6 separate regions of the Mus musculus genome follow, and all the other regions are linked to region 1. The links are chromatin loops, found by intact Hi-C in ENCODE. Cell type or tissue: gastrocnemius. All regions are shown on one strand. Region 1 overlaps 9930038B18Rik (a long non-coding RNA gene). Region 2 holds the start of Sdc1 (syndecan 1). Region 3 overlaps Wdr35 (WD repeat domain 35). Region 4 overlaps Laptm4a (lysosomal-associated protein transmembrane 4A). Region 5 overlaps Pum2 (pumilio RNA-binding family member 2). Region 6 overlaps Wdr35 (WD repeat domain 35).

Region 1 (4,000 bases):
ACATAAAATAAATAAATCTTAAAAAAAGAAACAGCACAGTCATGAATGGGGGGCAGTGATAGGGGGCTTGACTGGTCTTGAGGGTCAAGAGAAAGTCGGACAGGGGCAGTCACAGCCTGGGGATTGAGTTTCTTTAGGCACCCATATCAGTACTTTAGTACCAACATGCTTGCATGAGAGTCTCTAAGTAGCATGCTCACAGTATTGGTTAATTTCCCTATTACCATTGGTTTATAAAGTAGACCAAGTTGGCCTTGATCCTCCTGCCTTAGCATTCCGATTGGGATTTCAGGTATGTGCCACTATGCTCAGGTGATCTCTCCACTATCAATGTGGTTCATTAAACTGACTTTTGTAGATGAGAGAAGAGACCCTCATTTCAAAGGCTCTGAGAACTCTTGTGTTCCAAAACTCTGTTACTATTAAAAATTACTTGTAATGGGGGAGTGGGGGGGCACACACCCAGTACTCAGGAGGGAGATGAAGGCAAAGCTCTGTGAGTTCAAGGCCAGCCTGGTCTGCAGAGTGAGAACCAGGACAGTCAGGGCTATACAGAGAAAACCTATCGAAAAAAAAATCAATCAAAGAAAAGAAAAATGACTTGTAAAAGTATATAGTAGTGTGTGCTTGCATGGATTGCTTGGTTTAGTTAAGGGACCTCTGCTCATAGGAACATGTGACAGTCCCAGGTTAGAGGACCTCAGTTGCTGAAGTGCCAGCTGGAGCCACCAAGGCCACAGAAACAGCCATCTGAGGCTCCTGAACACAGGACTTGTGCCACCTTCAGGAACAGTACAATTCATAACAGTAGGAAAATTACAGTAATGAAATATCAAAATCATTTTATGGTTGGATGTCACCCCAACATGAGGAACTGCATTTAAGGGCTACAGCATTGGGAAGTTTGAGAACCACTGTAAGCCATAAAACAGACTGCACCTGTTACAAACCTGTAATTTACCCAGCCTTTAATCCCCCAAAAGAAAAGAACCTTCCATCCGTCCTCAGACTCCAGTGTCATAGCTGACTATAGCCATGCCATGCTAGGACCACCTTAGTCCTTAACAGCTCACTGACCATGAAGAACTCCCTTCAAAACATAAAAACATGTGTCTCCCAGAGCCAAAAACATGACGTGATGTTATGGGAAAGACCATTGATGGAAGCTAGGCACCAACCCAGCCACTGCCCTGGTGCTACCCCTGCCCTAACTCTCATTGAACACTAGGTATGGTTATTTTCTATGGATGGTACAGGTATAAAGAACTCTAGTGCTGGGACAGAAATAAAAAGCCACCTTCTAGACAGTTTTGCCAAATATCACAGAGCAATTTGCCATGTGCCAGAGCTGGAATGGTTAACTAGACTACTGCAGCTAAGGCAAAAAAGAACCCCTCTATGCTCATCAGCCCACAGGGTCCGAGGTCAGCAACCACCTCCAGAAACACAGCGGCAAGGCCTTCATGTCTTGCCTTTCCTAAGGGACATTACCTAAGGTACCACTAAGTTGTGACTAAGGAATGCAGGGCCTCAGACTAGGAGCATGGGCTTGCATGGGATTGATTAATAATCGATGGACATAGAAAATTGGAAATTTCATCGCTGTGGACAAGAGAGACGCATCTTTCTTTTTTAATGTAGTAAATAAAGCTAGCATGCCTATCAGCAACATTGTTTCAAGCGCGGCAAGATATCAGCCGGTTGGTAAGAGCGCCCTCCTGTGTCAGTGTGGTGGAATGTCTACTTGCATTGGCTTCAAAACACACTTCCTCTCCCATTTTTCATTAGGCAAACCTGTCAGAACTTCGTTGAGGCCTCTAACCATGTGGGTTCAGTTAGCCCCTGGGAGGAGGAAGACTAGTGTCAGGGGCCTCTGACCTCAGCTAGGATAAAGGCTTCACTCCTTCCTATGTACTGCACAGTTCCATTCCTATAAATGATTGGAGATCCCACTGTGTTCATGTGGCGCCTATCTGTAGACTGACTCCATGTTTATTAAGATCTAGCACGGAAAAGATTTTGAAAAGTGCTTATTCACTTAATATACTTAAAATAGCATTTTGTAGCAGCAAAACATTTTTATGAAAATAAGGGGGGGGGGGAATGTAAGGATGACTTGGTTAGTAAAGCATTTGCCTCAAGACTGAATTTGATCCGCAGAACCCGCATAAAAATGCTGGACATGTCAAGTGCATGCTTGCAATCTCAGTGCTGGAAAAACAGAGACAGGAGGCTCCCTGGGGCTCCCTGGCCAGCCGGCCTAGCCTAACCAGTGAGCTCTGTGTTCTGTTTCAAGAGAGATGATCAATGTTCCTGAGGGTAACTCTCAAGATTGCTTTCAGCACCCCCCCCCAGCACACAGAAAGAGAGAGAGAGAGAGAGAGAGAGAGAGAGAGGCTTAATTTTCTAAAGCAAGTACATTCATCACAAAGCTAGCATTATTTTACGTGTTTGCAAATCTCTCTCTGTCTGGATTAACAGAAGACAGCTGATTCTCACGTTCGCTTCTGCCTCTAATCCCTTGCCATATTAGGTCACGTAGCCTCTGGGAAACTCTGTGTGTGCTGACAGCAGGAGTGACGGAGGCAAGTAAAGCCTACAGGTTATTACAGAGACATTTTGACCTTGGGATCCCCTGAGATGGTCTTGGGAAACTGGGACGGGGGTGGGGGTGGGGGGACTGTTTTGAGAACTGCTAATTAAGAATGTAGTCACATGGGGGAGTGTCTGGGGGCTGACAACTTCGTTGGTAAAGTGCCTGCATGTGTGAGGAGCTGACTGAGCCGAATCCCCAGCACTCATGTAAAAGGTTGCTTACTTGTAACCCTAATGCTGATGAGGCAGAGTCAGGAGGCTTCCCTGGGGCTTGCTGCTTAGCCAGCCTAGTCTAACAGCGAGCGAGCGAGCGAGCGAGCGAGCGAGAGAGAGAGAGAGAGAGAGAGAGAGAGGGGGGGGGGGAGGGGGAGAGGGGAGGGGAGGGGGAGGGGGAGAGGGAGGGGGGAAGATGGAGAGGGAGAGGGGGAGGGGGAGGGAGAGGGAGAGGGAGACAGAGAGCGAGCATGTGTGCACTGATGCAGAAGCAACTGCATAAGTATGTGCAGGTCAGCAGAGGCCACTGTCCATTATTATCCTCTATTGCTTTCCGTATTTTATTTTGTTTAAGATTATTTAGAGGGAAACTAGAGCATACTGATTGACTAGACTGGCTGGCCGGTGAGCTGCCCCAACCCGCCTAGATCCTTCCAGTTTATGGTTCAAGCATTGGAATTGCAGGCACCGGTGGCCACATCCTGGCTTTTTATGTGGGAGCTGCAGACCCGAACTTGGATCCTTGACTTGCTTTGCAAGCTCTCAACCCAATGAGTGGGGCCATTTTCACAGCCTTAAGAATATTTTTTAAGTGACTGTCCTGGTGTTTGAAGTTTTCCCCAACCAAAGAACCTATCTGAACCTGAAGATGGAAAAGATATACCCCGATCCTGGGTTACTCTATGTTCAGGAGAGAGAGAAAAAAAAAAGAGATGTCCATAAACTTTCCATCCTTTGATGTCCATCACAGGCAGAGGGTACTGTTTGTGGGCAGCATCTCAGCCACCTCTTGCTGGTCAAACACCTTTCAGCCTTTCAGAACTTTCCTCGCCCATCCTTCTGTTCCACGCACCTGGCCCATCAGCTCTGCTGCCAATTTGAGATCTTTTTGACCCATAAACAGAAGCTGGAACAACAGTTTTCTCTGCTAATTCATGGAAGCTCGTGTCTGGATTGTACCCAGAGGTAAACCCAGCCTCCACCATCCCCAAACACAAAACACCTCTGGGAGGGCCTGGGTGCTAGCTCCCTGACCCTGTGAACTGCACTGGGCATTGCCTGCCATCTGCAAACGTCACTTGAGGATACCTCCTTTCCCACAGTCAGCTGTGACCTGGACACAGTCCTTATGATAAGACACTGACTTCTTGACGGACCCAGATTTTGTCTCAGTCATGCCATACTTCCGTTC
Region 2 (4,000 bases), 120 kb after region 1:
TCAGTTCGGAATTCATAGCCCTCCCAGAGAACCCTGATTTGGCGCCCCCACACAACCCCAACTCATGGGCAATACAATTATGGAGGCCCTCTCTTGGGCTCCAGAGTGATGGAGAGCACCAGCCACCTGGGAAGGAGCGAAGGCAATGCCATTAACAGTGACTGGGGACGTGTCCGTGTGCCACTTTATTTGTACACGACCTTGGTATCTACCAGCGCTCAACTCTCCTTCCCTGTGCACGTGTCTGCCTTTGCCAGGACTATCGAAGTTAAGCAGACCAGATGTGGCGGTGGGAGACTGCCACTTCCGGGAGGGATAAAGCCTGAGGCTCCGCACCTCGCCTCTGCCTTCCAGGGGTTGGGCAAAGCCGCCAGTGGAAAGGACACCCGGGACTTCACAGCGGGTGCGGGGGCTAGGGGCGTGGACACCCGGAGGGCAGCGCTGACACCTGGCGGCGACCCAGGACCCGGCCCACGTCAAGGACCAGCGCTGCGGGGCGGTTCCCAGGGAAGGGTTACAGGGGCCGAGAACAAAGCGCCCCCGTTGGGGAAGGCGGGCTAGCGGACGGCGGCTGGGGCGGGAGAGCACTTTCTGGGGTACCCTCGACCAAGCTCTTTGTCGGCCAAGCCGCTGATTAGAGAGACCGACCCCCACCAAAGGTGGATGGCTGCATCCTACCCAGAAGCTTTCCCCCACCAGTCGCCAGCTCCACGTTCGTCCCTCTTTCCCCGCGGCCCTACTGGGCGGGCCAAGGGACCCGCCTTCCCTACGCGCGGCTTCAGCACAAAGCCGAGTCGGGGGAGGGGAAGAGCCGTACCGGGGTCCACTCGCGGGGAGGGTCCCCCGCGCGGGCCATGCGGAGGAGGCCCTCCGGGGGCAGCACAACTTCAGCGACCCCAAAGTTGGGTTCTTAGGGTCTTCAGCGTTCTGAAGCCAACTTCCCGGAACCTCCCGCTGCCAGCTCGGCCCGGCTCACCTGGGGCAGCCAGAGAAAAACCGAAGGTCCCTGAGCCACCCTCTTGTGTCCCACAAACAGCCTTAATCCCGTCCCTCCCGCCACCCCGAACGTCAGCTTCCCCCTGTTCCCGCGCCGGCTCTGCTGTGCCCAAACTTGCCCCGGTGCAAAGGGCCGAGCGCCCGGACTCCGCGGCGCTGGGGGTGCAGCCTGCAGTCTGGTTTGAATTAGGGTCTATGGAAAAGGCGTTGTGGCCATGGCCACTGCATCCCTCCGGGACACTGGCGGAGGCCAGGCCGCTGAGATGGCCAGCAAGACAGCAACGGGAGAGAGCAACTCCAAGCGGCGCCTAAGGCCGGCGGAGCGCCTAAGGCCGGCGGACTCAGACCCATGTGGAGTCGTTTTACTTAATTGGGAGCGGGGAACCAATGGAGGTTCCACTCTGCAGGACGCCCGGACCACGAGCTGGGATAGCCTCCTGGCATCCACGGACCGTAGAGGAATTGGGACAGGAGTCCTCATTAAAGGGCTCACCATCCCAGGATCCGCCAGGCAGCGCGGGAAGAAGTCCCCGCTCCCCTCCCCCTCCACGTGCTGCCGCCTGCATGGCATCGGCGAGTGGCGAGTCCCGGCTTCCCGCCGCCTCCCAGCCCTGCCCCGGGCCACACTCACCGGGAGGGCAGGCTGCAGGCGCAGCGCCAGCGCGCAGAGCCAGAGCCAGAGCGCCGCGCGTCTCATGCTGCCCAGACCGGCGGCGGGAGCTCGGTGGGCTTCGTGGATCCGAGTTGCCGGTTGCACGGAGCTCCGGGCCGGCTCTGCTGATTGCTCTGCGCTTTGCTGTCCCAGGCTCCTGCCCAGCTCGCTGCTCTCTCGAGCGAGGGCTGTAGGTTTCGCCGGCTGGAGTCAGCTCCCGACTGCCAGGTCCCTTCCTCTGCGTTAGGCTCTGTCTCCTCTGGCCCGCACCTCTCCCGCGGAGCTCCGCCTTATAATAAACCCAAAGGCTCTGCAGTTGCAAAACTAGCCGCCCACCCCCAGCTCCGCGGGCCTGGGTAGTCCCAATCTCCACCCCTCGGGCCCCGCCCCCTGGGTTGCCCCGCCCCTTGGAGCGCCCCACCCCCCAGGGATCCAGCCACACCCCCTTCCACGCCTCCTAGGATCGAAGCCCACCCCACTCTTCAGCTCTTGCAGGTCTGAGTCCCACCTTCCTCCCCTGAGCACTGGTGAGTGCCGGCAATCTGTAATTCCCGCGTCGCACCTTCCTTGATGCGTAGCTGACGGAGACCCAGGTGCACTCGCTACTATGTCCTGGTCCGGAGTCCGGAGGCACTGCCCTGGAGAAGGGCGATTGTTAGTTCTCTACGTGCGAGGCTGCAGCGCCCTCTGGGCGAGGACACCCAGGGGTCCTCCAGGTGAGCAAGATTTTGGGGGCAACCTCGGAGCCCCACAGCGATGAGGCTATATATAAACCGAGGGATCGATGTATGGTTCCCACCTCCCCACGGGCTGAGGATAGGGGACCCCTGAGGTCTTGGTCCTTTACTTAATTGCTGGGAACTCCAGACCTTTAAAGACCTTTAAAGACATGAGCACTGTCTGGAAGAGCTGGCTTTGTTATTGTTTTTATTATTATTATTATTATTATTATTATTATTATTTTCTTTTTTGCTGTCTTTCTATTTATAGAAAGCCCCTTCTCTTCCTTGTCCAAGACCAAAGGAAAAAATAAATGGCCTCTTTGTTTCCAGGTGACCGCAGGCCTAACCAGCTGCGGAGCTCCAGTTGAATTCCTGTTCCTTCATGATTCTCTATGGGGCCTGGACCTCACAGTTTCCAACGTCCTTCAGACGTGTCAGTCCAAAAAGGAGCCCAGAGAGCCTACAGGCGAGGCAGATAGCAGCGAGAGCAAGGAGGAAGAACCAGCCCTGTCTTGCCCTCAATCTGTAGATGGTGCCAAAGGCCCTTTGCACCTGCAAGGCAGGGGCCATAGATGGCATCCATCCTTGTTCCTCAGCCCCACATCAGCTGGCCTGGACTGAGAAGCTAGATCTGAGGCTCAGCGTCTCGGGAAGTCCCCAGTGTAGACTCTACACTGTGGAACCAGCCTTCTGGGAATTCAACAGCCTCCTTTACACACACCACACCTCCAGCAGTAGCCCAACAACCAGCACCCAGTTGTGTTTGAACACTTTTGTCCTCAGGAAACTCTCCCTTTTGGCGTCTCAGCTGCCCTAGGTCTAACTATGGGCTACATACAGATCCTGCCCAGTTCTTGCCTAGATCCTTGAGGGTCTTGGTAAAGAATACCCAATAGCAAGGCTCAGGAAGGCTTAGGACCTAAAAAGCAGGTGCCTCCTAACACAGTGGCTTTGGGATCTGAAGTCAGCTCTTCAGTCCTTTGAGCCTGATATTTGGAGGAAAATAGGACACTTTGGTATTTTACCTTCCTGTCCTCTCAAAATGGGGGCGGGAGGGGGGGGGGGAGACGGGAACAGGAAGGGACTGATGAGGCTGTTTCATGTTTTAAACATGACCAGCTTGATCTTTCCTTCCAACTGCATAAGTTTAGCCCAGATCAATGAGACAGTAAAGAGGCAACGAAGACGACTCCTATAGGGAGACCCCAAGAAAGGCACATAAAGAAAGGAGGCTATGGTCCTGTTGACCTCAGAGCCCAGGCACCCTACATGGCTTGTGATTCCTCCCTGTCCTCAATATGCAAGAGGTTGGAGAGATGGCTCAGGGGTTAAGAGCACTGACTATTCTTCCAGAGGATCAGGGTTCAATTCCCAGCACCTGTATGGCGACTTACAGCTGTCTATAACTCCAGTACCAGAGGATACAACATCCTCACACGGACATACATGTAAGTGAAGTACCAATTTACATAAAATAAAATAGAATACTAATTCTAAGAAAGAGAGAGAGAGAGAGAGAGAGAGAGAGAGAGAGAGAGAGCCTTTGTTCCAGCACCCCTTACATCTAAGCTGATGGAGAGTAGGTAGGGAGCTTAGCGTCTGACTGCAGGTCTGCATGCAATTGACATCT
Region 3 (4,000 bases), 93 kb before region 1:
GAAGTTTGTCTCCTTGGTGATAGTTGACCAGGCTGACAAGCAACACTAACCACCATACCAATTTGACCTTCTTTCTAGAAACTGATTTTTCTCCCTTACATATTAAATCAATTACAATTCTTTTCACAAACAAGTTCTAGTTGCTATAAAAATATCTTGGGTACCCTGCATAAAAACTTTGATGCAGGCACCTCAAGACTTAAAGAGAAACTTACACAGCAATGTTATCCTTCTCATTACCCTTAGGTTTCAATGCTCCATCATCCTGAACCATCCAGCAACAGGAAATCAGGCCTAAAAGCTGCACTCTGCTACATTAATTCACCTTAAAGCAATGAACCTTGAGCTAGAAGAGTGCTTGCCTGGCAGGCAGGAAGCTTTGCATTAGACCTAGCACCCGCAAAAGACTCAGTAGGGTGAAGGTGCACTCCTACAAACCTTACAACTCTGGAGGCAGAGACAGGAGAAGCCAAAATCCAGATATGCAGCAAGCTCCAGCCTGGTCTACACAAGACCCTCTCTCAAAACAAAAACAGCTAGCCCCACCCCTGCCTTGGTTACTGCTTTGTTGCTGTGACGAGACATCATGACCAAAACAATTTTTTTCTTTTGGGTTTTCAAGTCAAGGTTTCTCTATGTAACTCTGGCTGTTCTGGAACTAGCTCTATAGACCAGGCTGGCCTCAAATCCAGAGATCCACCTGTCTGTGCCTCTGCCTGCACCTCTACCTCTGCCTCCTCTGCCTCTGCCTCTGCCTCTGCCTCTGCCTCTGCCTCTGCCTCTGCCTCTGCCTCTGCCTCTGCCTCTCTGCCTCTCTGCCTCTCTGCCTCTCTGCCTCTCTGCCTCTCTGCCTCTCTGCCTCTCTGCCTCTCTGCCTCTCTGCCTCTCTGCCTCTCTGCCTCTCTGCCTCTCTGCCTCTGCCCCTCTGCCTCTCTGCCTCTGCGCCTCTCTGCCTCTGCCTCTGCGCCTCTGCCTCTGCGCCTCTGCCTCTGCCTCTCTCTGCCTCTCTCTCTGCCTCTCCTCTGCCTCTCTGCCTCTGCCTCCTGAATGCTGGGATTAAAGGTGTGCACCACCACTGTCCAGACCCAAAGCAACTCTTATTTTAAAAAAAAATATTTGATTGAAAGTTTTTCATAGTTTTAAAGGGTTAGTCAATGATCATCATGGCAGGAAGCAGACAGGCATGGCACTGGAGCAGTAGCTGAGAGCTTTATATCCTGATCCCCAGGCATGAGAGAGAGAGAGAGAGAGAGAGAGAGAGAGAGAGAGAGAGAGAGAGAGAGCGGGGGAGAGAGAGAGGGGGGGAAGGGGGAGGGGGAGAGGGAGAGGGAGAGGGAGAGTGAGAGGGAGAGGGAGAGGGAGAGGGAGAGGGAGAGGGAGAGGGAGAGGGAGAGGGAGAGGGAGAGGGAGAATATGAATAGGGCTAGTGTGGACTTTTGAAATCTTAAAGTCCACCCCCAGTCACATACCTCCTCCGACAAGGCCACACCTCCTAATCCTTCCCAAACAGATCCACCTATGGGAGACCCAGCATTCCAATAGATGAGCCATGGGAGCATTCCCATTCAAAGCACCATACCACACCCCCCAAAAAACTAAGATTTGTCTTTTAACTTTTAAAATTGTTTAGATGATTAGAAAATTAAAACTGAATTAAAGACAAAGTCTACAAACTATTGTAACTATCATAATAAAGGCAAACATATATAAATGACATCTAAACTAATCATAGAAAAGTATCCTAATACAATAATGAATCTATACACTTACTATAAAATTTCCTTGATTATCATAAATGTGTATTTCTCCATTTGCCATTCCAAAAAGTAGGATTTTACTATCTGCAGACCAGGTCACATGGCACAGCTGAATTCCCTTCAGGTCTTTCCCCCAAATCCGATTCCCTAAAACAAAGCAGAGCCAGTTATAACCAGCTCAGAGCTGTGATCCTCCAACAACTGCTTCCAAATATTGATTCCCTAAAGCTCTCTCACATTCCTCACAGCTTCACTCAGTCACTCAATTAATTTAGTCAATAGATATTTATTAGCACTCATAAGCTGTGTAACACTGAGACCTTTCCAGAAGCAGCTGTTTCACACTGTCTCCTGTCTCTTCGACTCCCAGTCAGATGAGTGAGTAGAAAACACACAAGCTCTCTCAGAAGCAGCTCTTCATCTGCTCGCACCCTCAAACACCCAGAGCATAAGGAACCCAAGCTGGGCCTTTCTGCTGCACCAGCACAGCGGGAAAGGCAGCTCCGGGGTGAGCCCTTCTATGACCAGGCCTCCATCCAAGCCTGTGGTCACCCTCTTCCCATTCTACAAAGCTCACCCGATAGATCATCCTCACCTCTCTTCTTTAAACTCCTCTCTCCATGCCCTGGCTTACACACGTTTAATTATACATCAAACTCCTAAGCACCTTGAATAAAAACAAACAAAACCAACCCCTTCGCTCGACCCTAAATCTCCTGGCACTGCCCTATTTCTACAGTCCCTCCCAGCCACATTTTTTTACTTTATTACAGTGTTGAGGTCTCATTTCCTTGTGGTCCCCTCAACTGTAAGTCACTCCAGTCTGCCTGCTACCATACAGCTCCATTAAAGCATCCTGTATGGGGCTATGACTGCCTGATGCTGAGGCCAACTGACAATGGGTCGGTCTATCCTACTCTTGTCCTGTCTTTTCAGACCACGCTCTCCTTCTTGATACTCTCTTCCATGATGCTTAGAGTCCTTTGTCTCCAAGATGTTTACTCTCAGTGTCTTTTGTGAAATTCTTTTTTTCTCCTCCAAAGCGATCCCTTGGTCCTGAGACATGCTGCTCGTCAGCCTACCCACCTGTGTCAGCACATGCATCTCCTCCTCCAGGAAGTCCTCTCTGATCTCTCCCCGTCTGCCTTTGGTTGTGTTTCTGCATGTTCCTGCATGTCCTTCCCTGGTGCACCACTGGCTGCTGACCGGTGACGATGGCCTATTACTCAGGGTCACTTATGATGCAGGTCAGGAAAGTTTTTTGCTGTTGTGCCTTGAACTCCTAAGCTACAGCTACTGCTTTCTGGGCTCTCAGTCACACTGGGTGACACAATGAGCACACACAAGTAAATCTACCACAGTGATTCCAAACCAGCCCCGTGAGGATGTTTGTTATATTAAACCCAAGATGCAGACTCACAGAAGACACAATCTCACTGTGAGCTAGAATTTGAAAGAAATGGGTATTTTAGGCTATAAAATTAATTAAAATGATACTGAGAAATTGATTTAGCTGTTTTCAGTACTACTGTAGGAAAGTGAAACAATAGACTTGTCTTGAAAATACTTCCAGGTCAGAGGTTAAAAATAACAAGGTGGTTCCTAATGTCACAAATCATATAATAGTCACATAACAGACACTTTTTTTCTTAGTGTCTATTTTTTCAGTAAGAATGATAATTAACTTAAATCTTTAAAGGTAGTCAGGAACCCCTGGTCTCCGGCCAATGTCCAGTGACTGGATTACCGTCTACTGAGCCGACGATCACAGCTCCATCTTCGTACACAATGCAGATCTTCTGTCCGTCCGCATTCCAGCTCATGCTTCGAACCACAGACTTGTTGCGATTGTTGATCATCTCCTCATACCAAGAGCCTGTGTTCACAAGTTTAAAAAAGTACAGTCAAAACCTTCACATTAGTCAGGACAGGAGGAGGTGACTCACACACACCTTTACTCCCTGCACTCAGGAGCAGAGACAGGAGGATCTCTGAGTTCAAGATCAGCCTGGTTTACAGAGTGAGTTCCAGGACAGCCAGGCCTACACATAGAAACCCTGATTTTAAAAAAAGAAAAACAGAAAAACTTTCACATTTATCACCTGGTGCTTAAGGGTTGATAATATTTTCTGGGCATTGTCATGCATACCACTAATCATAGCACTTGGAAGACTGAGGCAGGAGGATCATAAGTTTGAGCCCAGGTTGGGCTACATATAGCAAGACCTGTCAAGGAAGGAAGG
Region 4 (4,000 bases), 48 kb before region 1:
TCACAAGGACAGGATCGCTCTAAGTTATAGCATAAACATGAGGCACATTTAAGGACAATGGTAAAATTTATGAGCTTTATTAAAGCGGTTTATCACAAAGATGGAAACGTACAAATGAGAAGCATGCAACCATCATCTTCCACAGTCAAGTCAAACTGCTATTTCTCTCTCTCTCCTGTTTCATAGAGCTGGAAACTGCAGGTGTTATACCCAACCTATTCATCCTCAACACTGTAGTCACGCCCCGGAAACTACTCAGGGCACCAAACATCCAAAACATAAACTATTATTATACAAAGAAAGTGCAAAGTTAAAAAAGAAAACATGGAGACCCCTCCCCCCCATACCCTCAGCTAAAGGCTAACAATGGCACTTGGCTCTTGCTTAATCTAGATTGTCTTCAAAAAGTCTCTAAAATGTGATACTTAACAAAAAGTTTTTAATAAATGTCCAAAAGCTCCTTAGTGTTTGAAAATAAATGCTCAGACAAGACAGTGTACTTTCTATCAAACAAGTCTGAGAGGCCCGCACTGCAGCTTTCTGTAAAATAAACAAGACGAGAAGCTGGTATAGGCTTTATTGACAAGGCAGAATGTCCTCAGGCAGGCAGGTAAGGAGGTGGTGGCTCTTTCTCAGGAATCTTCACAGCCATTTCATAGGTTGGCAAAACATACTGAAGAGAGAAAAGAATCACGTCAGACAATGTCACTTTAAATTCTTTCCAAAAATAATCAGCTTTCAGACTTTATGTCATAAGTAGAAGCACAAAACCCGAGAAAGTTGATGTCAGAGTCAGTGTCTGTCTGTCAGTCTGCCTGCCTGCCTATGATCAGGATGTAGCTCTCAGCTATCTCTCTAGCACGGTCAGTGCTGCTGTGCACTCCTGCCACGCTCCCTGCCTTGATAATAGACTAAGCCTCTGAACTGTAAGCAAGTCCTCGATTAATGCTTTTTTTTATAAATAAAAGTTGCCTTGTTCATGGTGTCTCTTCACAGCAGTAGATCAGTGGCCAAGACAAGATAGACAGATGGACGAACGAAATGCAGGGAAGGATGGGTAAATGAGATGGACGAATGGACGGGTAGATGGAGTGGATGGATAGGATGGATGGATGGGAATGGATAAATGAGTAAGTAGATGGATGGATGGATGGATGGATGGATGGGTGGGTGGGTGGGTGGGTGTGATGGGTGTGGATAGATATAAGACAGAATTAGAATTCTTCCTCTGAACTAACCTAGAAGATAAACTAACAAGCTAAATTATATATTAAATATAAAGGGTCTCTTGACAGGCAACCAATAACGCTCCAGTGCAAATTCAAGGGCTGAGGATCTGGGGGAAGAGGCCCCACTAACTCCTCTAATGGAAGCTGTCAGTGTCTGAAGTTTCATAATAATTTGCACTTATAGGACAATGACCTTCTATCCTGCCCTTTGGGATAATAGAAAACCTTTCTAAAGGTCACTCTAGCCTAAAGTCCTCTAAGTGACAGGCTGACTCAATATGGTCCACGTGTATCATATATGCTGAAAACCTGCAAAGTAGCAAACAAGGTTCTGAGAGGTGGGCTCAGCACTCAGATGCTTGCACAATCATCTATCCAAGGACCAGGCTTTGGATCTGATAGATGTGTACACACACACACACACACACACACACACACACACACATACACACACACACACACACACGACCATCAGCCCGCATCCCTTAGAATTCTCACAAGTCAATTATCTCATATCTGTCCAGAAACATTTGTGAGGACCACTAAGAAATAAACCTAACAGTCAAGCTGGGCAAACAGTGTAAAGAGCTCTAGCCCTGTGTGCACAAGACTCCTGGTGGAAAATACTAAATCTTAAACATTTGTGGGTTCAAACTATCCAAATTCCAAACCACGCTTATGGCAAAGAAGGGAAAGTCAAGCCCCACGTGCACTTCTGGAGGCATCAGTAAGAGTGACAGTTTGGTGAGTAGAACAGTAGTTAACCTGTGGAGGTGTTTCAAAGGCAGGGTACACGGCAATCTCTGGCACATTTCTGTTGTTGATGTATTTGTAGCAGTTCCAAACACAATTGATTAGGTAAGCCTGAAAGGGAAACAGAGCTCAGCGGGCTGCTCGGGGAGCAGAGGACCCTCATCTCTCCCACACCACGCTGTCTGTGGAAAAGGGACCTCGGACAAGGCAGGCTCATCCTGACTGGCTCTCACTGAAACATCCCAAGTTTCTCACAGAGACTCTAGCTGGAGACTTTGGTCTGCTAACCGACAGACTGTGGAGGAAATTCCTGAGCTCAAATGTTAGGAATTTTAATGGATTTCTCTATAAACCCTGAACCACTTTTTTTTTTTTTTAAGATTTATTTATTGTTATATGTAAGTACACTGTAGCTGTCTTCACACACACCACAAGAGGGCGCCAGATCTCATTACAGATGGTTGTGAGCCACCATGTGGTTGCTGGGATTTGAACTCAGGAACTTCGAAAGAGCAATCAGTGCTCTTAACCACTGAGCCATCTCTCCAGCTCCTGAACCACTTTTGAAAACACAAAAATTCTACTCACTGGACACAAGACAGAGGGGACTCCATCCCTTAAATGCAGTGACTGTCACTACAAACCCTACATCAACTGCGATCCTAGAAAAAGGTTTACTGAGCAGTCTCACCAGGGCCCCCAAGAGTGAGTCACAAGCTCCTTACCTTAAAAATGATGAATACCACAAAGAACACAAGGACGATGAACAGGAGGCAGCTGGAGTCCAATGCCAGGAGGTCATCTTTGTATGGGAAATCAGGCTGTGAAAACACAAAAGCACGGACACACCAGGCGCTTGAGCATTTTAAGAACACAACCATGTACAGCAGACAGTGACAGCTTCTGCAAATCTACACAGAAGAACGCAGCACACCCGGGACCCCCATCATCGACGGACGGACCACTGCCGTCTGCCTATTTAATAGCTAAGATTACTAAAAGGTCTGGACAGAGCTAATATTCATTTTGCTGGTTATTTCCCATCTTGTGCTTTTGACAAAATATAACCACTTGTCTGGATCCCCAACTCTGTCCTTGTTCAGAAAGTCGGGAGAACTGAGATCGCTCAGGTCTTTGGCGAAGTAACTTTCCCAGGAGTCAAACCTTGGTCTCAGCTCTTCAGTGGATGGTTACAAAGAACACACGGCACTGGCTACAAGCCAGGCAAAAGGACATGATTTACTGCTGACAAGCTCACTGTGCTGGAAAGGATTGGCTGCACTCATCTGACTCTGGGCGAGTCAGGAGAAAGGCATTAGAAGTGAAGGGAGGGTCAAAAACTGGCCAGCAAAGGAAATACCTTCTAATGGAAAGGATCCAATCAAACAGAGGGGAAAACACACCAGAGTCTGTAAAAGAGCAGGTGTTCCTAAACAGCTAAAGTTTCCTACCCAGGGCTAGGACACAGCAGGCACATCAATAACGGACAAGGGTACAGCAAGCACACAGACACATGCCACCTTCTGATAAAGATGAAGCACCAGCCCCTTAAGAGTCCTAAACACAGTCGAACATCTTACTGAATCACAATTAACTCAACTATCTCGTCCACACTCACTGTCTTTACGGACGTCTTGTACTGTGCTATCCAAATGGTACAGTACAACAATCATTTATGTCTATCTTACAGGTTTTAACATGGGAGTGATTTTAAGATACTGTATAAGGCAAAGAGAGTTAAATAGTAGCAAGGGTGCCTCGTGATTTCAATTAAAATGTTTCACTTAAGTGGAAATGTTTAAATAGCACACACACTTACCAACTGATCCAGATATTCTTTGATTCTTGGCAAGTAAGTGAGAGAACTGATGGCCACCAGACAACTGAGAACGAAGTCAAAGAGTCGGTAGCAGAAGAAAGGAATCAGCCAGCCCACTTGATACTGCAGAAGGAAAGTACCACTTAGCATACACACACAAAATCACTAGCCTTGGTAAAGGTCAAACTCGGAGCGAGGA
Region 5 (4,000 bases), 190 kb after region 1:
TAGTTCCTCCAATATGTCCCTACTCCATCACTCTATTTTGTTTCTTTTTGTTTAAGACAGATTTCATTGTATAGTTTCAGCTAGCATGGAACTTACTATGTAGACCAGGCTGGCTTTAAATTCCAAGATCCACCTGCCTCTGCCTCCACAATACAGGAATTAAAGGCATTTACTACCAGGTTAGACTCTACTTGAGATTTTTTTTTAATGCTTTATATATTCTTATTTTATGAGCCTTGGTGTTTTACCAGCATGTATGTCTGTGTGAGGGTATCTGGTCCCCTTGAACAGAAATTACAGACAGACAAACTGCCATGTAGATAGATACTAGGATTTGAACACAAGTCATTTGGAACAGCACCAGTGCTCTTTAAACTACTAAGTCCTCTTTCCATTTTAATATTTTTTTCTAAAATACTGTGTCAAAATAGGAGAACATTATTTATCACAACAGAACAATCCCCAAATAAAACTCATTAGCTCAAAGATCTGAAGTGAAATTTTGGTTTCCTCAACAAAATTCAGGCAAGGTCCTTTTCTTCTATTATTTCAAAATTAAACAGGAGACAGCTATATGCACCCTAATAAACTGATGACAGTTAACAGGCATGTGCTTCTCTGGATACTTGACTAAAATATTACATCTCTATACATACTAATAAAGCCAAGCACCTCTTCCTATGTGTTGTATTTGTTTGTTCTAAGCCACACAATATAAAGGAAATCAATACAGACAAAAACATGCTATTGAGGAGAAGAATGAGTTTATGAATACAGATTTGTTTCTATTTTTGGACTAACAACTTAAGAAAATGACCTCCTGGGCTGGAGAGATGGCTCAGCGGTTAAGAGCACTGACTGCTCTTCCACAGGTCCTGAGCTCAATTCCCAGCAACCACATGGTGGCTCACAACCATCTGTAATGGGATCTGATGCCCTCTTCTGGGGTGTCTGAAGACATGACAGTGAGTGTACTCACATACATAAAATAAATAAGACTTTAAAAAATAAAATGACCTCCTGATGATAGCTCACAAAAAACGATACATTTAAAACAATTCTTGTAAGTATACACAATGATTCTCCATACATTAGAGAGATTTATAACAGTTAAGACTCAATATGCAAAACTTTAAAAGGAAAGAACAGGGCAATCCATTAAAAAAAAAAAAAGGGATTGTTTTACATCACAAAAACATCCCAAACAAGCAATCTTAGAAAACGAGAAAAGAGCCAGAGAGTACAGGCTGCTTTAATTTATTCCAATGGGTGAATTCTGGAATAAAACAAACAAAACACCTCACCTGTCAGTAAAGGAGGAGAAGACTGGTGAGAGAGAGACAGGCAAAGAAGGAAATCCCAGAAGGTTCCCTGCTGCCTGTGAGATGAGGAAAGATAGAAAGGCTTGTGGGAGAGAACCCAGAGACAGAAATTTGAGTAGGCTTCTTAGCTATCTCTTAAGAGGTAACAATATTAACTGGTAAACTGTTTTTTAAAAAATAGCAAAACCAGCTTATTTTTAAAAAAAAAATATTTTTACTGGATGAAGGTTACATGTTAAACTGGCCTGCAGCCATCCACCAGACAGCAAGAAGTTTAGGCCTATAGCACTCTGGTTGTCTGATATGTTGACTAATAAATTAGCATGGGTTTTAGCTTATTTCATTTAGCTTACTATTCAATCCAACTCCTCTACTAAAACCCATAGACAACTAATTTAACCACTGCTTCTGACCACAATTTTAACCACAAAGGTATATTTAAGTTATCAAATGTATTTTTCAAATAGCAAAACAAAACAAAACAAAAGTCAATTAGTAAATAAATCCATAATGTATATGGAAGTAAAGAACCAAGCCTAGGATTAATGTAGGGTTCTCACTCTTATGAAAATCAAGTTCAAGTCTGTCACAGACAGAAGGTAGAAACACTTCAAAAATGTTTTCACTGTTTTAGTATCTGAAGATAAGGTCTTCCTATTTAACCTAAACTGGCCTTGAGCACAAAACTTTTCTGCCTTGGCCCACCAAGTGCTGGAAGTACAGGCATGTTCTACAATGCTCCCAGACCTGCTGTTAAGATATGCTACTCTACTTTCTAAAACTCTAAGAATACAAATGGGGGGGGGGGGGGCGGGGCAGCCCTTTTAGCTCTATTTAGTCTACTGGAGTATCAGTAATGCCTGAGCAAGACACTATGCTACAAAATATAGGTTTTCTTTTAAAACCAAAAAGTATCCCTCGCTCAAAATATTTTTAGGGCCCAGATTAGACTTTACTTTATGTGCTGAACTAACAAGTTTATTTTGGCAATACTTAGCTTAAGCACCTTAACTCACCCTTAAATCAGTCCTCTGAAAATGACAAACTCTTTGGAAAACGCTGTTCTGAAGAAAGGGAGGGTTAGCTAGCTGCAGAGTGCCCTCTTGTGGCCCAAAGGAGTGACAGGACTCTCTTTCTGCATCTGAAGAGCACAGCATTGGATGGAGTGAGTCTCTTGAAGGTCTCTAATCTACTAAAGTAAAATAATCTCCAGGAGCAAGCAATTCATTACACATCTTAGGTCTGTTTACTGTTATTTTCTACTATCAAAGTCTATACAGGAGTGTGTAATATAGAACACAACAAAGGTGTGTCTACAGGAGTTTTTATAATCAGTTTTCTAAAATTCATTAGGAATATGGAAAACTAAGTATTTTAGATGCCTTCAAATATGTAATGGTATGGTTAACTGGGTGACCCAAAGAAAACCATAGATTAATAGAAAAGATAACATCCATTCAAAATTGTAGAGTACCTATTATACTAAGCATTAAAAGCTAGCAATTTATAGGAGACAAATACAAAACAAACTAATCAGTAACATAAAGTATTTATAATGAACTAAATGACAAGTCAGATGAGGCTAATTCTATTACAGACAGCTATGGGATACTAGATACTGTGTTTTCAGTGGAGTCTTGCAGATTAGGAGTTTATTAAGCAAATATCTTCAGGTAAAGAGAGTTTTGAGAAAGAGTAGCAACAGTCAAGCATAGCTAAAGCAAACAGCATACATATATAAAATGGCAGAACAGGATGTACTCTTTTGAGCAGAGCTAATTCTAATTACACAATTCACTAGCAAAATATGATAACCAAGTCAATCAAAATCACCTAGACACAAATAAGCACACCAATAATTACTTACTGGGTTTAACTTACAAAATAAGCAACCAAAAAAAAAAATCATTGACTACACAAGTGCATAATTTCAATTAAAAAAAATATAGGTCTGAAAGCTGTAACTATTTCCAAGATTTATAGTTTAAAACTAAATTTCAATGATTAAAGTGAATCGTAAGTTTTTGGTATTGGTGAACTCTTACCTCTCCCATTCCCCGAGATTCTAATGCAAGAGCTTGAAAATCATGATTCATTTCATCCACAGATCAAACCTAGTGAAGAACAAAAAGTGAAAGTTAGCAGGATTTTTTTAAAGTAGTAACTATGTTGTACGTCTATTAACTAATATTATCACACTCCAAAATAGACAAGAACAGATGTTTCTGTGACAGGCTTTCCTAAAACTGTAAAAGTAGTTTTGTTTATATAATTCTGTATGCCAACAGTCCACTACACATTCTTGAAGCAAAGGAAGTAAAAGTGAATCCAAACATTAAAGCATTTCTCTTTTTAGTGTGACAAGTCACTTCTATAACATTGTTTTATATTACTTAAGGTTTTGTTAGAATCCCCCACCCAGGCCCCCCCATCCCCGAGACAGGATTTCTCTGTGTAGCCCTGGCTGTCCTCGAACTCAGAAATTCGCCTGCCTCTGCCTCCCAAGTGCTAGGATTAAAGGCGTGCACCACCACACGCAGCCTTTCTTAGGATTTTTTTTAAAAACTCTAACCACTTATTTATAAACCTCAATGTAAAAAAGTTAGCAAGATAATTAAATGGTGAAGCACATTTTTAGTGAAAACATTTCATATACAGTGAATTAACGACCGTGTTTG
Region 6 (4,000 bases), 110 kb before region 1:
AAAAAAAAAAAAAAAAAAAAAAAAAAGGACTTCTATTAATCAAGGCAATGTATATTTCTCAAGAATGGCAATAGATAATTAACTATGTCTGGATCCAATACGGTATAGTTGCTTATTAAATATATATCAAAAAACATACCTTTCTCTTCCTTCTTTTCGAGACCGTGTGATCTGATTAATTTCCAGTGCTGTGAGCTTCTTTGCCACACGATATTGCCAGGTATAAAATGCTTCTTTTGAAGCTGCTATCACATGGGTTTTGGTCATTGCAACAAATAATGGTACTATTAAAAGGAACAGAAAGACAGCTAAGCTATAGTTACACAGAAACAACTTCACACCACTGAGCCCAACTCCTCATTTTAGAAATAATAAACCCAGTCTTGAAATATGCACAGACAGTCTCTCAAATCAGGCAAGAATCTAAAGTTACTAGGATCACACAAAAAATATTAAGTAAAATGGATCTGCGATGTACAAGGATCAAGAGCTAAAACCCCAGGCCTTTTTAAAGAGTCCTTACGAGTATAGGGGTCAGTGGAAGCGCATTTGCTCCGCGTGGGAGAAGTCACTCAATCCTCAGTGTCACGGAAAGAAAGAGGAGCAGCCTTTTAAGTAGTCTATTACTTTATGTGCATGAGTGTTTTTCCTGCATATGTGTCTATGTGAAGGTGTTAGATCCTCTCGAGTTAGAACCACATAATTGCTGGGAATTGAACCCAGGTCCTCTGAAAGAGCAGCCAACACTCTTAACCACGGAGCCATCTCTCCAGCCCCAGAAGTAAATCTTTGTGAGTCAGGGTTAGGCAACAGTTGATGCCTTAGGCATGACACCAAAAATGATGTAACAAAAATAAAGAAATTGAATCTTATAAGGAATTAATGGTTATAAACATACATATAAGACTGTCCAAAAAAATATTTAACAAAAGAAAAACTTTTAAGAAGGCAAAGAATCTAAGTGAACACTTCTCCAATAAGACACACAAATACTCATGAAAACATAACCAGCATCATTAGCCACCAAAACCTGGTGTGTCACATGATCCTCACTGAACATGGAAGCTACAACTGGCGTGTCACATGATCCTCACTGAACATGGAAGCTACCTGGCATGTCACATGATCCTCACTAGCATAGCTAGAATTTTAAAAAGTAAGGCAAGAATTGATCAGGGCATAGAGAAAAAAATGAAAATGTAAAATACTCTAAAAGAACCTTCCAAAGTTTCTCAAAATGTTGACTACAGAGTTACACATTACCTAGCAATTCTGCTCCACGGTGTATGTCTAAGAGAAGCAAACACACACACACAAATTTACAGTCAGGTGCTCAAAACAGTGTTCCACATAGACCCAACATGTGGAAACAACTCAGATATCCACCAGCTGTTGAACCCAATCTCTTTCTCCCCTCCTCAGTACCAATTACAGCCAGATCTAAACATTTATCTTTTTGTTCTTGCTCTCATTTGTACTGCATTTCCACTTCACTTAGCAAACGAGAAGACACAGCCCAAGTGTCATGCTGCTAGGCAGACATGTCACTGACCACCTCTTGGGTATGCTTTTGTGAAGCAAAGCGCCTCAGCAACTCCAACAGTGGATTAAAAGATGGGAGACTAAACAGTAAAATAATCACCTAAACTCATAGAATAATACTAAGATAAAGTTAAATATGCAAACAAAATATATGAAAGCAAAGCAGCTCTCTGTAAGGGGCATTACTCTCTTTTCTGAGCTCATGAATAATCAAACACTGTGAACTGTTTCTGCTTATACTGCAAAGCAATGAGGCCAGTGTTGGACGTTTGTCACACAACTAGCCAGGGGCATGTTTTGGCAGCAGGACACTTAGAAACTGAACAGTAGACGCTCCCCCTGGCAGCGTACTATTAACTGAGTAGATTGACAACTCAGGAACTCAAACTCAATAAAGTTGTGTCGGATTTTTTTTTTTTTTTTTTTTTTTTTTTAATTTCAGGCTTTCAAAGTTTTTCTGTTCAAAGCAAATCATATACTATTAGTGACCTCTAGAGGGAGCACGAAGCTTTCATTGCCTTGCACAAAATCAAAGCCTGGTGAAATGGCAGCCAAACCTCCAGAGGGTGCTAAAGCCAGCCAGGTTGTCTTCTCACTGACTTTACTAAATCTAATAAATATTTAGTAAATTCACCATGAATATTTCAATTCTGGTAATTGCACTCTAATTGGTTTGAGGTTCACCAACCTTTACTGCTTCCTGGTAAAATATGACATTTCCAAAGCATATTTCTCAACCAGTGTTTAATTACAATTATGAGTTACATTCATGTCCTTTTATTCTTTTTTTTCCATACAATTTATTCTGATCACACTTTCCACTCCCCCATGTTCTTTATTCTTAATACTTCATGAATATGAGAATTTATTGCTATCCTGATTAATTCAAAATTAAAATGTTACTGGTTCAAAAGACAAGTCGGGCTTCTTGGATTCAAATTGCAAACACTTCATAATTATGATGTTAACAATTATGTTTCTCTCTCTGAACCTCAGTTTACCTGCCAATTGAAAATAACAATATCAGCTCTATAGAACTGTTTTAAGGATTAAAAGAGAAAATAAAGGATAACACGGTACATGCTTAGTAATTTTAAATGCTTAATAATTTTAAATACATGCAAGCACTCTTGTAAACACATTATATGCATTAACTCACAGCCACTGTATAAGGCGGACAGTGCTATCATTAGTTATCAGTTTAAAAAAAACTACCTGGTTATGAAGCAATTATAACTTATCTATGTTATACAGCTAGACAGTGGGCAAGTGGGACTTAAACTCAGGTCCTCTACGGCTCTTGAATCTGTGCTCAGAATCGCTGAAGTAGAATGGCCCTCAATAAACATCAGGACCCATTAGGCATGGTAGGTATCACTGTTTTTATTTTCATTTTCTATATGAATTTTTATAATGTAAAATACTCAGAATAAATATAAATATATATCAGAAAATACTTTCAATTAATGTACTAGCACTCTCGATAAATTCAAATGGGAACATAATGCCATCGTATAAATTCTGATAGACTTTCATTAAAAGATGAATTAAAGTCCAACTAAATGTATAAGTAAATGAAGATGAGGTCGCCAATCACAGTTTGATAGGAGGGCTCTATTGGTAAAGGTAATACACAGTTTGAGCACAGGACATGAAGAAGCCCATTGGTAATGACCAGGAAGCCTCTTTGCTCCTACAAGCTTTCACAGGACTAGAAGGTGCTGCTGTACCTTGTAGTTGCTGCTGAGGGAGAGGCATGGACAGCCTCACCCAGCTGTGAACCCGTGAGCTACACTAATGATTGGCATGTACCCATGATGTAACAGCGACACAGATGGTAGCAGGCTAACAAACTGCTGCTTGATCCACAGAGGAGCACTGGTACTAAAAATCTGGTTAGGAAGTCTGCAAACCTAGGGATAGACCTAATGTTATTATGCTACTAAATGGACATAACAACAAATTGTCCTCTGAATTCATACCCATAGAGCACTTCTCTTCATACTCATAAACTATGACAGCGCTCCATCGTTGGTTTCTCTGTGCAGTGAACAGAAATTCGCAACTAATCAAAATACAGAGAATAAGTGTTCATGGAGTCCTCAGCCACAAGAGATCATCAATTCAATCCCACACACCAGCCTTAGATGTGATCTCCATATAGTCCCGCCCCAAAGCTCAGGGACCATCAGAGAAGAGGTCAGAAAAGGACCAAAGTAAAACAGTGTCCTCTGGACATGGCAGGCCCGCTGCAGGCATGGCCTCACAGCAGCTGTGCTTGCCTAAGACCTGCTCAAGACCAAGCCAATCAACACTGTAGTGTGGGAGGGGGCGGGGCCCAGGACTCTGCATTCCTAAGGAATGATTGATGGTCGATGGCTTCTGTAGGAAGGAGAGTCAGGTATCTTAGTATGGTAGGTGAGCTACTCTACAGTGGACACCTTCACACCCAAGAGTA

Evidence for each region. Peaks named below come from ENCODE experiments on the same cell type or tissue, not always from the same donor. Only the 100,000 strongest peaks of a DNase experiment are listed, where the experiment ranks them.
Region 2: a loop joins it to region 1, with 2.3 times the contacts of the local background. A loop is called at or near these places in 14 of 42 quality-filtered maps.
Region 3: a loop joins it to region 1, with 3 times the contacts of the local background. A loop is called at or near these places in 4 of 42 quality-filtered maps.
Region 4: it touches region 1 in a loop (2.4-fold over the local background); 12 of 42 quality-filtered maps call a loop at or near these places.
Region 5: a loop joins it to region 1, with 5 times the contacts of the local background. A loop is called at or near these places in 8 of 42 quality-filtered maps.
Region 6: it touches region 1 in a loop (5-fold over the local background); 32 of 42 quality-filtered maps call a loop at or near these places.

Annotation. Positions count from the first base shown.
Region 1 is chr12:8,887,202-8,891,201 of GRCm38, reverse strand. All of the region lies in intron 1 of 9930038B18Rik (a long non-coding RNA gene), which reads left to right. The region is part of intron 2 of Gm33483 (a long non-coding RNA gene); the gene reads right to left. Among named protein-coding and RNA genes, the nearest start is that of 9930038B18Rik, 4.2 kb to the left of the region's middle. In gastrocnemius, a CTCF peak has its summit at 1,732 (motif pointing left); a DNase peak (open chromatin) is centred at 1,717; H3K27ac peaks cover 366 bases.
Region 2 is chr12:8,769,329-8,773,328 of GRCm38, reverse strand. It overlaps Sdc1 (syndecan 1), which reads right to left and starts at 1,933. Exons shown (of 5, transcript NM_011519.2): 1 at 1,628-1,933. The coding sequence starts at 1,693. Gm4755 (a long non-coding RNA gene) reads left to right here and starts at 2,058. Exons shown (of 3, transcript XR_381238.4): 1 at 2,058-2,364; 2 at 2,701-3,818. In gastrocnemius, a CTCF peak has its summit at 2,341; DNase peaks (open chromatin) are centred at 728, 1,196, 1,670, 1,998 and 1 more place; H3K4me3 peaks cover 2,512 bases; H3K27ac peaks cover 2,014 bases.
Region 3 is chr12:8,980,665-8,984,664 of GRCm38, reverse strand. Wdr35 (WD repeat domain 35) reads right to left here. Exons shown (of 27, transcript NM_001159527.1): 5 at 3,505-3,633; 6 at 1,771-1,904. Among named protein-coding and RNA genes, the nearest start is that of Wdr35, 8.7 kb to the right of the region's middle. In gastrocnemius, no CTCF peak of the experiment used is centred here; no DNase peak of the experiment used is centred here.
Region 4 is chr12:8,934,790-8,938,789 of GRCm38, reverse strand. Laptm4a (lysosomal-associated protein transmembrane 4A) reads right to left here. Exons shown (of 7, transcript NM_008640.2): 4 at 3,802-3,924; 5 at 2,708-2,803; 6 at 1,995-2,093; 7 at 48-673. The coding sequence ends at 599. Among named protein-coding and RNA genes, the nearest start is that of Matn3, 11 kb to the left of the region's middle. In gastrocnemius, a CTCF peak has its summit at 2,417 (motif pointing right); a DNase peak (open chromatin) is centred at 2,442; H3K27ac peaks cover 999 bases.
Region 5 is chr12:8,697,527-8,701,526 of GRCm38, reverse strand. It overlaps Pum2 (pumilio RNA-binding family member 2), which reads right to left. Exons shown (of 21, transcript NM_001160220.1): 2 at 3,368-3,436. The coding sequence starts at 3,418. Among named protein-coding and RNA genes, the nearest start is that of Pum2, 25 kb to the right of the region's middle. In gastrocnemius, a CTCF peak has its summit at 2,429 (motif pointing left); a DNase peak (open chromatin) is centred at 2,423.
Region 6 is chr12:9,000,281-9,004,280 of GRCm38, reverse strand. It overlaps Wdr35 (WD repeat domain 35), which reads right to left. Exons shown (of 27, transcript NM_001159527.1): 12 at 140-284. Among named protein-coding and RNA genes, the nearest start is that of Ttc32, 28 kb to the left of the region's middle. In gastrocnemius, a CTCF peak has its summit at 2,067; DNase peaks (open chromatin) are centred at 1,880 and 2,084; H3K4me3 peaks cover 210 bases.